Regions from separate parts of the Homo sapiens genome. Here region 2 is linked to region 1. A link is a loop called in an ENCODE intact Hi-C map of the cell type or tissue named here. Cell type or tissue: thyroid gland. All regions are shown on one strand. Each heading gives the region's core, and the rest is flanking DNA. Links, peaks and the distances in the headings are about the cores only.

Region 1 (5,380 bases), core at 136-5,135:
CCTGTGAAGCCAGCCTTGGCCTCCATCTCATCTGAAGACATATGGGGGTGAAATGGCCAATGCTGGAAGCCCTGTGAGGGTAAATGAGACAGTGCCCTGGGGCACTTAGAGCAGTCCCCACACAGCACTCAAAAAGCAGCAGCTGTTATAGTCTTGATTGTGAAAAGCCATGTTTCCTGAAAGACATGTCAAAGCAGCCGGCTGTGTGGCCCTGCACCTGCGTTCCCAGGGTCGACTCACCTATACTGACACCCAGAGCCACCCCAAGAGCTGCAGCTGGAGGCAGCAAACGTGGAGGTGGCTGAGTGGATGGAGATCCTCAGAGTAGTTGACATGTACTGATGGCCTCCTGTGTGCGTTCTCACATTGGTTCCATTCATTTCATCATGACCCTTTCAGGTGCATGTGAGTGTCCCCACTTTACACATGAGAAAACTGAGGTTCAGGGCAGTGAGGCTCATTTACTCCCTGCCCTTTCTGACAGCTCAGGCCATGGTCTGACCATCTGCATAGCTGTCTGCTTGCAAATGCATCCATCTGGTGACTTGAGAACATTCTGGAACTGCAAGCCTAGGGCACCGCTGGAGGCTACCCCTTTTCTGAAGGGAAGGCCTGCAGGTCTGACCTGTGACTCCCTGAGTGTCTGTTGTTTCTGCAGAGGCAAGGATGAGTGTGGGGGCCAGAACACGGCTTGGTGGGTTGTGAGTTGGGGTCCTTGCGAGCGGTCATCTGAAGCAAGTGTGCTCAGTTCTGGGAAGGGGACCCTCTGTCCTTGCAGCTGGTGCTGACATCAGCATGGACCTCAGCATGCAGTCCTCACCACACCCAGCTGCAGGGCTGCAGGGACAGCAGGGTGTGGCCATCAGAGCCCCCACTGGGAGGGAGGTCGTGGTTGACCCAGAGTGCTGGGACTGGGCTCCCAGGAGAGGCTGGGAGGGCCGGGCTCCTGCAGGGAGGCATTTGTGCCATGTGGGTGTGGGTTGATGGAATCATGCAGTGCTCATGGTGGGGCTGTCCTGTCCCAGTGGCCCTGCCGTGCCACCCTGTGAGAAGGGCAGGGACCTGAGTTGACTTGTGGCCTCCAAAACTACAGCCTCCACCAAGGGCACCAGGGGGCCACAGGGTAACATAATATCATTAATTACAATGCTAGAAATAATAATGATGAGAGGAAGGTGTTTATAGTACTACGAGGCACCAGGCACCTCCTTAACACTGTATGACTTTCTTCCCTTTTCTCTTTAACAAAATTTATTTTAATTGACAAATACATATTGAACACATATGGTGTATAGCATGAAGTTTTGCAAGTATGTCTGTCTGCACTGTGGAATGGCTAAATCAAGCCAATGAACATCTACACTACCATACATCCTTATTGATGAAGAGAATGTAGCAGGATGAGCTGCAGACAAAACTCTTGAGACACTGGATTAAAGAAGGAAGAGGTTTTTATTTGGCCGGTAGCATTGGCAGACTCATGTCTTAAGAGCCAAGCTCCCCCAAAAAGAAATTCCTAGCCCTTTTAAGGGCTTACAACTCTAAGGGGTCCACGTGAAAGGGTCATGATAGATCAAGTAAGCATGAGGAATGTGACTGGAGGCTACATATATCAGCTAACAGAACAAAAAGTTTTACAGTGCTTTCTCATACAATGTCTGGAATTTACAGATAGTACCAGTAGTTTTTATCGGTAATAAGAAAAAGGATGGCTTAATAGTGCCAATAACACAACTGTCTGCCCATTCATTAGGTAACTGAATGTAGGCTCTCTGCCCACATATCCAGTATAGTCCAGCGAGAGCCATCCAGTCCTGATGAGATCCTGGACAAGCCCCCATTATATCAGGAGCTGGATCAGTGGGCACCAACTCTCAGGCTTCCCAAGGCCATCGGTCTCTGATAGTGGTTCCCCCGCATATATAACAAGAAGTAACATTAAGGGAATGAGCTACATTTTCTGCTAATTGGAGAAACAAATTTTTTATCTTTTTCAGAAGTTCTGGTGCTGGCAGATTTAACTCCTCATAAAAGGTTTGAAACACTGGTTTGGGAGAGTGCTTGTGGACCTCCCCTTGAACTAAAATGGCAACTTGGGGGTTTAACCCTGTCCCTTTGATCCCCAGGGTTACACATTCTCCCTTTTTCCAATGGGGATCTAGGGGATTGGTAATTATTAGTTCTAGTGGGTTACAGTGACTGGCAGCACAGGAGGGGTTGGCTTCCCCTTTCTGAAGATGAACCAAGTCCTTTTTGTTCTTTTTCCAAGTAGCCTAAATAACACATGGCCAAAAGGCACAATTTTCACAAACCCCTGACTCATGACAAACATATTTATTTTCTACTCTGTAGCTCCTTTCCCAGTTAAGAGAACCACATCCTGTTCCTAGCTTGTTACTATTAATGGCTGCACAAGCGTCAAATCTTAAAGTTACTTGTTTGGGGATTCCTTTTTCTTCTGTTCTAGTTATTATTTCACTTGTATCACCTAGGAAAAGGCCAGTTCTTAATCTTATTTCAAAACTGGTGGTTGTAGGGGGCTCAGATGGGTTATAACACACATCAGGTCAGTCATTTCCTGGGCTACATACCTTGTACTGAGTGGCATTATACAAACAAGTCTCTTTTAACGTTCCCATACATTGATAATAACTATAGAACAGAAAGATTGTTTTCATTTGCTGTCCTACCTCACTGACCTGATGAATACACTGGGAATAGTCCCCAGTTTGAGTAAGAACAGTTGAAGCCCTTACTGTAAGTCCAAAATTTAAGAAAAATGAAGCCCACAATGAGCTTCCTCATGCTTCGGCTGTGCGTGGACCAGTCAGCTTCTGGGTGTGACTGGAGCAGGGCTTGTCATCTTCTTCAGGGTCACTCTGCAGGGGTTGTCCAGACTTGGTCTTGCCTCCCAGGATTCAGGCGCTGCAGGTTTTACACGGTTGTGATGGATCCAGGCTAGGATTCTCTCTACGTTCACAGCAGTGGGAGTGATCAGGACGACAGTCTGGGGTCCTTTCCACCATGGGCACAAAGAGGCTACGTTCCAGTCCTTGATCCACACTCGAACACCTGGGGAGAAAAGGTGAACTGGGGAGAATAAGCTAACAGGGTCTCTCATTTACCCAGGCTGAGATTGTTTGTGTAATTTTTCCTAAAGCCTGTAGCTGTCGCTGTAACTCAATTTCACCTAACTCTCAGGAAGTGCCTGGAAGTCCCTGCAATATGGGAAGGGTCCCATGATATAATATTTCCTAAGGGGAATATCCTGTTCTTTTAGAAGGGGTACATCTAATTTTAAATAATACTATAGAGAGCATGTATCCATTTTAATCCTGTTTCCTGACATACTTTCCCTAAACTATTTTTGATAGTCTGATTCATCTGCTCTGCCTTTCTGGAACTCTGAGGCCGGTAGGCGGCATGCAGTTTCCAAATGATCCCCAATACCTTTGCTATCTTCTGTACCAAGTCAGCCACAAACGTTAGCCCATTATCTGAGCTGATCCGTAAGGGCAGTCCAAATCTAGGAATAAGATCTCGAAGAAGCACACAGGTTACTTCACGAGCTTTCTCAGTTAGTGTTGGATAAGCCTCCACCCACCCACAGTAGGTACACAAAAGAACTAGTAAATACTTGTTACCTCCACACTTTGGCATCTCTGTGAAGTCCACCTGGAGATCTTCAAAGGAGGCTGCTCTATAAGCTTGTATGCCGGGGGGGAACAGCTAGACCTTGCCTCACATTATGCTGTCGGCAGGTAACACACTGCTGCGTCACTGTTTTGGCAAGGGTTGACAAATATGAGATGTAGAAATACCGGCCTAACAACTTTTCAAGTGACTCCTGACCTAGATGGGTGGTTTCATGCAAAACCAGTACAATTGCGGCTCCTAGCAGCTGTGGCAGAGCTATTCTCCCGAATAAGTAGCTACAAGATCAAGTGCTTGAGGGAGCAGGGGGTCTGTGACTGATGCCTGGAAGGGGGCAGATGCTGCTTTTCGAGCCTCTGAGTCAGCGCAGGAATTCCCCAAACCCACCAAGATGGAAGCTCGCTGGTGTCCTCTGCAATGCATAACTGCCACCTTGTGGGGTTTCCATGCTGCTTCTAATAATTGCAAAATTTCTTGTTGATATTTTATGTCCTTTCCCCCAGAGTTCAATAGGCCCTTTTCTTTATATAACGCTCCATGCACTTGAAGGGTTAAAAAGGCATACCGAGAGTCAGTGTAAATGTTTACAGTCTTACCTTCACTGAGTTCTAGGGCCCAAATTAAAGCAATGAGTTCAGCTCTCTAGGCTGAAGTGCCCTGGGGCAATGATCTGTCTTCAATAACAGTGTCCAGGGTTACCATAGCATACCCTGCACATCTCTCTCCTTGTGGGTTGATGAAGCTGCTCCCATCCACGTATAGTTCCCAGTCTACTGATGCCCAAGGCCGGTCTCAGAGGTCAGATCTGCTAGAGTAGACTGAGTCCAACACTTCTACACAGTCATGCTTGACAGGGCTCTCTGATACTGGGATCAAGGTAGCAGGGTTCAGGGTGTTACAAACTTTAATGGTTATACAGGGATTTTCACAGAGCAAACTTTGGTACTTGGTGAGTCTAACATTCGTTAGCCAATGATGTCCTTTAGTATTCATTAATGTCACCACAGCATGGGGAGCCTTTATGTTCAGGTTTTGCCCAAGAGTCAGCTTATCTGCTTCTTGTACTAGCAGGGCAGTTGCTGCCAAGGCCCTCAAACATGGGGGCCATTCTTTAGAAACCCCATGTAGTTGTTTAGAGAGGTAGGCCACCGGCCTCGGCCAGGGCCCCACAGTTTGGGTTAAAACTCCAACTGCCATCTTTTCTCTCTCTGACACATACAATGTAAAAGGCTTTGTCAGATCGGGTAGCCCCAGGGCTGGGGCTGACATAAGTTTTTCCTTTAACTTATGAAAGGCTTGTTGTTGTCGGGATTCCCATTCAAAAAGTTCCTGTTCCCCCCACTTTGTGACCTCATACAAAGGCTTGGCTAATACTGCAAAGTTTGGGATCCACAGTCTGCAAAACCCCACAGCTCCTAAGAATTCTCTCACCTGCCTTCTGGTCTTAGGCTCTGGTAGATTGCAAATGACCTGCTTTCTTTCTGATCCCAGGCTGCGCTCCCCCTGTCAGATAGTAAATCCCAAGTAACGTACCTGCTGTCGGCAGATCTGAGCTTTTTTCTTGGACACTTTATACCCACAGTCCTCCAGGTGCCAGAGTAGGGCATCTGTTCCCTTGGCCCACCCGACTGCCGTGGGGTGTCCCAGCAGAAAGTCATCAATGTACTGGAGCAACATGCAGCCTAGGTCTCTGGTGGGAAACTTCTGGAGGTCTCCTCCCCCAAGA
Region 2 (5,380 bases), core at 112-5,111, 56 kb before region 1:
ATACATTAAATTCTGTATAATTCTCCTTTTTCAATAAACTTCTGAAGGATTTTAGTTTAATTAAAAGTCTGCTAGGTCCATTTTCCTTTTTCCTCTTGGAGACTGAAGAGTAAGGGAGGAAGTATGGAGAAACAGATTGGGCATTCACGAATTCATGAGGAGTAAGGCAGCTGGAGTGTTTGTCTCAGCTTTGCCCCAGGTGTGTATTTTCAGATGGCTTTTTAAACTTGTTTCTTGATTTCTTAATTTTTTTCAAGGATAAATTGATGAATCTAGGAGCCCCAGTTTAAAGGATTGTGAAAAATGAACAAATTCAAGATGCTGTCACTAAAAAAGATGGGTTGATGCTATCTGATTTTCTCAGGTTCCAGGGATCACCTTGACACATGAGGTTGCTGGTACCCCATGGATTTGGGGCTATCAGGTTTTCCACAACAATCACAGGTGAATTTTGATCTCTTGGAGTCTGCTTGTTGGGACTTCAGTTCAGGACCCAAGGCCCTAATGTCCTGTGTGCAGAGTTAGAGGATACCCTTCAAAATCTGCCAAATTGGCTGGTGAATCTACAGAAGATTGTGTAAATCATGGCCCAGCCAACAGCAGTTGTCAAATCCTGTTGCATCACTGTGGTTGTGCTCTTGCCTTCAGAGAGTGTAGGCAATTTCAGGGTGCAGATGTCCTCATGGAGATGGGCATCCCTCCAGGCTCTTCCGAGAGATTGGGGCAAACAAACTGATTTCTCAAACTGCGCCTGGGAACTAAGTTGCCAGCGTTCCTGGATGTGTCAGCACAGGTTGGGAACCTGCAATGCTTTGTCAGTGAAAATGGATAGGGATCGATACAGTGTTCTTTATTTAAGTTAAAAAAAGAGTAAGAGGGAGGCAGACACCGAGAAAAGACAGAAGAATTGTGGTTAACTGTGAGTTTACAGGAAGCAACACTGATGAGGGCCTGCCGAAAAGTTAATGGACCTTGGGCTAAAATAAGTGTGGCACCCAGAGCAGGGGTCCAGGAGCTGTGCTTACCTCATTTATATAACAAGCTAACTCCATTTCAAGTGCTCAGGAACCACACATGGCTAGTAGCTATTGTATTTCCATCGTTGCAGAAAGTTCTATTGGACAGTGCAGCTCAAGGAGTTTTGTTTAAATTTAAGCTAGTATTTCTAATACGTGACCACAGAACTTTCCAGTGGAGGCTGGATGCTGATCAGGTGAGGTTGAGGAGGTGTTGGTGAAGTCTGACTGGGAAGGGAGCTGCATAGAGTTAGTGGTGTCCAGCTGCACATGAGGAACAACCGATGAAAGAGTTCGCAGGCCCACCCTGTACCTACCAAAGCAGAATCTCTGGCCCAGGTCATCTTGATGTAGCCCATCCAGGAGTTGGCTGCCTTTGGGAACAGTAGACTGAGTGGCCTCTAAATTCTTCTCCAGCTTTAGGAGAGTGTTACTGGTATGGTAGATCCCGCAGCATTGGGACACAAATCTTTGTCAATGGACTTTTGGCCTCCTTTCTGGCTGTAAGCCCCGTGGCTTTCAGTCCTGGCTGGACTTTTTGTTTGGGACATAATTGAGCCTCTAACTATTGTGTGAAGGGGCAACCAGGTATTTAAATGGGGTGCCACCAGCTCTGAATCAGATTACCACATCAAGATTTTAAAAATATAAGCTGCAGTGTGGTAAAGTAGAGGTCACAATGTTGGAGTCAAGACAGATGAGGAAAATCTGCCTTAGGTAGAATGATGTTAGGCAAGGAAAAAGTAGCGTTTTGGCAAGATTGTTACTGTTTATAATGAAGGTCATGAGGTGAAAACACAATGTACCTTCCCTAGAGGGACTCTTCTCTCCTGGGAGTGGGGTGGGTGATGGCATCAGCTTCCTTTAAGGCAGGCAGTCCCTGTTGGACTCAGTACCAGAGTGCAGTGAGGGCAGCTCTCAGGGCTGGCAGCCACACATCTTCACCATCCACCTTTCCATATGCTTTGTCTCTCTTTGGGGTTCACACTGTCAGAAGCGTTTCTGTCATTTACTTGTAACCAGCCCTGCTTTATTGTACAAGTACTTCATTTCTATTGTGTTGGAAGACTTTAGGTCACTTAAAGAAAATCACTTGGGTTGAAGGGTGTCCTAGCCATTGGAGTGGCAGTTTGCATGGTGGAGTCACTGACTTTGTTTTGTTTTTGTTTTTTTTTAACATCTTTATTGAGATGTAATTCACATACCATAAAATTAACCTACTTAAAATGTTCAAATCAGTGATTTTTAGTATAATGGCCAGTTTTGCAGTAATTACCGCAATCCAAGTTTAGAACATTCTTGTCACTGTCAACTTTTTTTTTTAGTTGAGGTGAAATTCGCATAACATACAATTAACCACTTTAAAGTGCACAGTTCAGTGATATTTAGTGTATTCACAATGTTGGGCAACCACCAACTCTCTCTGCTTTCAAAACTGTTTCATCACCCCATAAAAGCAAGGTGTTTACCTTGTACTGATTAAGTAATCACTCCCATTTCCCCCTCCCACACAAATGTTCAGCAGATGAGTGGGGCTAGACATGGTTGCTCATGCCTGCTCATCTCAGGGTGCACTTTGGAAGGCTAAGGTGGGAAGACTGCTTGAGGCCAGAAGTTCAAGACCAGCCTGGACAATGTAGCAAGATGTTTTCTCTACAGAAAGTAAAACAATTAGCCACGTGTGGTGGTGCACACCTGTAGTCCTAGCTACTTTGGGAGGCTGAGACAGGAGGATCACTTGAGCCCAGGAATTTGAGATAACAGTGAGATATGATCATGCCACTGTACTCCAGCCTGGTTGACATACTGAGACCGTGTCTTTATATTTAAAAAACAAAAAACCAGATGAGTGGGCAGCAAGTTGTGGTAGATACATACATAATCAACTGGTAAAAGGAACCATGTACAGATACATACTGCAACTTAGATGGGCCTAGAAAACACACTGAATGAAAGAAGCTAGTCATGAAAGGTCACTTGTTGTATGATTCCACTTATATGAAATGCCTAGAATAGGCAGATCACCATGAATTTTCACAGAGCTTTCAAACTCCCGCTCTGAGGGCTCTAGGTCTGGGCATCCTCCACTCCCTCCTCTTGCTCTTGGCAGGCAGCGCTTCTAATGGTGACCGCAGCCATAGAGTCACATCTGGCTCTCAGTTGCGCTTTTCCAGCTCTTGCATTGGCTGTGGGAAAGCCACTTGAGCCTTTCCCTGCCCACTTCCCTCATTTGTGAAGGAGAGAGATACCTGGTTCCATCTGGTTGCCCACGTAAAGCACATTTCTTGGCATACTCTCATTTGGACTGTTTGCCATTCCTCTTTTCCTGGCCCTTACTCCTTTCCCTGCTGCAGACCTCTCAGGTTGCATGAGCCTGCCGTCATGTCAGGTCGTAGTTCTGTGCTTTGTAGACATTTTTATGCCTGTGGTGCTTATACCCATGACTGGTATAAGTCAGTCACATTAGAAGAAGATTATTTGGTCCTGGGGTTTGGAGACAGGACTGGGAGGGAGAGGTTGACCTGACTTTCCCCTTCATTCTCACCTGCCCTCTTCCAGGAGCTGGGCTCCCTTGGCCTCTCCCTGGTGTGTCTGTGGCATTTTGTTTGTGTTTGTAGGGTCTGGACCACCTCCTTTCCCACCTAATAAAAGGGGTAAGGACTGGCAATGTGGCATTTTACCTGGCCTCAGGTGTACGGGGTGAGCTCTGAACCCCTTATGAGTGAAGGGGAGGAAGTTAGGGACAAAATTCATTTTTGGAAGATTATTAGAAGAAAAATAGACACAGAATTCTCATCAGCAAAGGGAAATGGCAAAGGAAGAAGGCAGTGGTTAACACTGCCCTCGGGCCTGTCCTGCTCTGGAGGAGGAAGCAGCAGGAGAAACCGGGCCTTGCCTTCAACACTGTGCTGGGAAATGTCCTCAGCTGGGTCCAGTTTCAGTGTTTAGAAGCTCTGCTTTTCACATAACTGCAGGACGCGATTCAGCCAAGCTTTCTACCACTGTGTTACAGGATCCACTTTGCTCCAGTTTCCAATCCCATGCTCGTGACATCCTTCTGCACCCTCCCCAGCAGTGCCAGCAGTGTTCGTGCCCAGTTAGGTGTTCTCCCAGGCAATGGTTTTTTTTCCTGCTATGCTCCCCTCTTCCTTCTGAGACCTCACAAGTAGAGTCTTTTAACATCCGTAGTTTTACTAATGTGTTCAAGGAAATCTAGGCTTTTTCTGTGCTGCTCCTCAGAATTCTTCCTTCCTTCACCCACAGCTCTATTCCAAAGCTACTTCCACATTTTTTTAGATATCTGTTACAGCAACACCCCACTTCCAGGGTGCTGGAAACTAATTTACTTAGAAAACTGTTAATTTTTATGGCTGCCATTAACAAATTACCACACAATGAGTGTCCTGAACAACACAGATTTATTATGTAATAGTTTTGTAGGCCAGAAGTCCTGGGCAGGTCTCACTGTGTTAAGATCAGGGTGTCAGTAGGGCTGTGTTTCTGGAGGCTCTGGGGAGGCTCTGTTTCCTGCCCACTCAGGTTGGTGGCAGAACCCAGCCACTCTGCAGAGGTGCTGTCCAAAATGCAAGGGACACTTTGTGAAAGCTGCTCCCTCTTCTTCCCCTTAGTCTTTCCTTTGTCTTTATTTCCACCTACCCCAGTAGAAATAGAGGGATTTCTTTTCTTTTCTGCTTTATTCGTTTGTGAAAAATCTTGCATGTTCAGGACTGGATCATGCATGTTCAGGAAGTTACCCTGCCCAACACCCCGTTTCACACTGGGGGAAACTGTGGGTTTTGGAGTGGAGAAACTGGCCTGCAGTTCCCTGGCTGGTTGTTGGGAAAGAGGGCTTGGCCTTTATGTTTCTACACCATACCCAGAACAGAGTTTAACACGTCTAAATGGCAGAAGACTACACTTCTGTCAAAAATCAAACCCTGCCCCCTTAAATCAAGTCTGTTTTGTTAAGTGTGAGTCTTGACTTTTTTCTTTGTCAACACTTTTTTTCATGGAAGAAAAAAATTCTACCTTAGGAACTCATGATTTTGTTTAAGTTAATATTAATGCCAAGCATTTAGTAAATTTGAGTTCAATTCATGTAAGCAAGTAATGATCCTATGAGGTTTATTTAGTAGCAAGAGGCCAAATGCTTTCACTTGTTTGCCAGATGAGAGATACTGTATGTGAAGATTGGTTCAGAGATATTTAAGGCACTACTGGTCATTTGTCCAAAAACTTCACCCAGGATTCCCAGGGAAGCTTTCATATCTTCCCAAGGGTTCAGGAGTGATGACTTTGAATTGTAATTTTATAGATCCTGTGTGGATAACTGTCAGTATCTGCCAGACTTCTTCTATTAGGTT

What was found. Peaks named below come from ENCODE experiments on the same cell type or tissue, not always from the same donor. Only the 100,000 strongest peaks of a DNase experiment are listed, where the experiment ranks them.
Region 2: it touches region 1 in a loop (3-fold over the local background); 10 of 110 quality-filtered maps call a loop at or near these places.

The regions. Positions count from the first base shown.
Region 1 is chr20:24,929,039-24,934,418 of GRCh38, reverse strand. LINC02967 (long intergenic non-protein coding RNA 2967) reads right to left here. Exons shown (of 3, transcript XR_001754563.2): 2 at 3,645-3,780; 3 at 1,434-3,072. Among named protein-coding and RNA genes, the nearest start is that of LINC02967, 13 kb to the right of the region's middle. In thyroid gland, for the core only: CTCF peaks have their summits at 3,166 and 4,058 (motif pointing left); DNase peaks (open chromatin) are centred at 3,808 and 4,411; H3K4me3 peaks cover 1,510 bases; H3K27ac peaks cover 3,394 bases.
Region 2 is chr20:24,984,598-24,989,977 of GRCh38, reverse strand. The region is part of intron 1 of APMAP (adipocyte plasma membrane associated protein); the gene reads left to right. Among named protein-coding and RNA genes, the nearest start is that of APMAP, 5.5 kb to the left of the region's middle. In thyroid gland, for the core only: no CTCF peak of the experiment used is centred there; a DNase peak (open chromatin) is centred at 3,177; H3K27ac peaks cover 3,857 bases.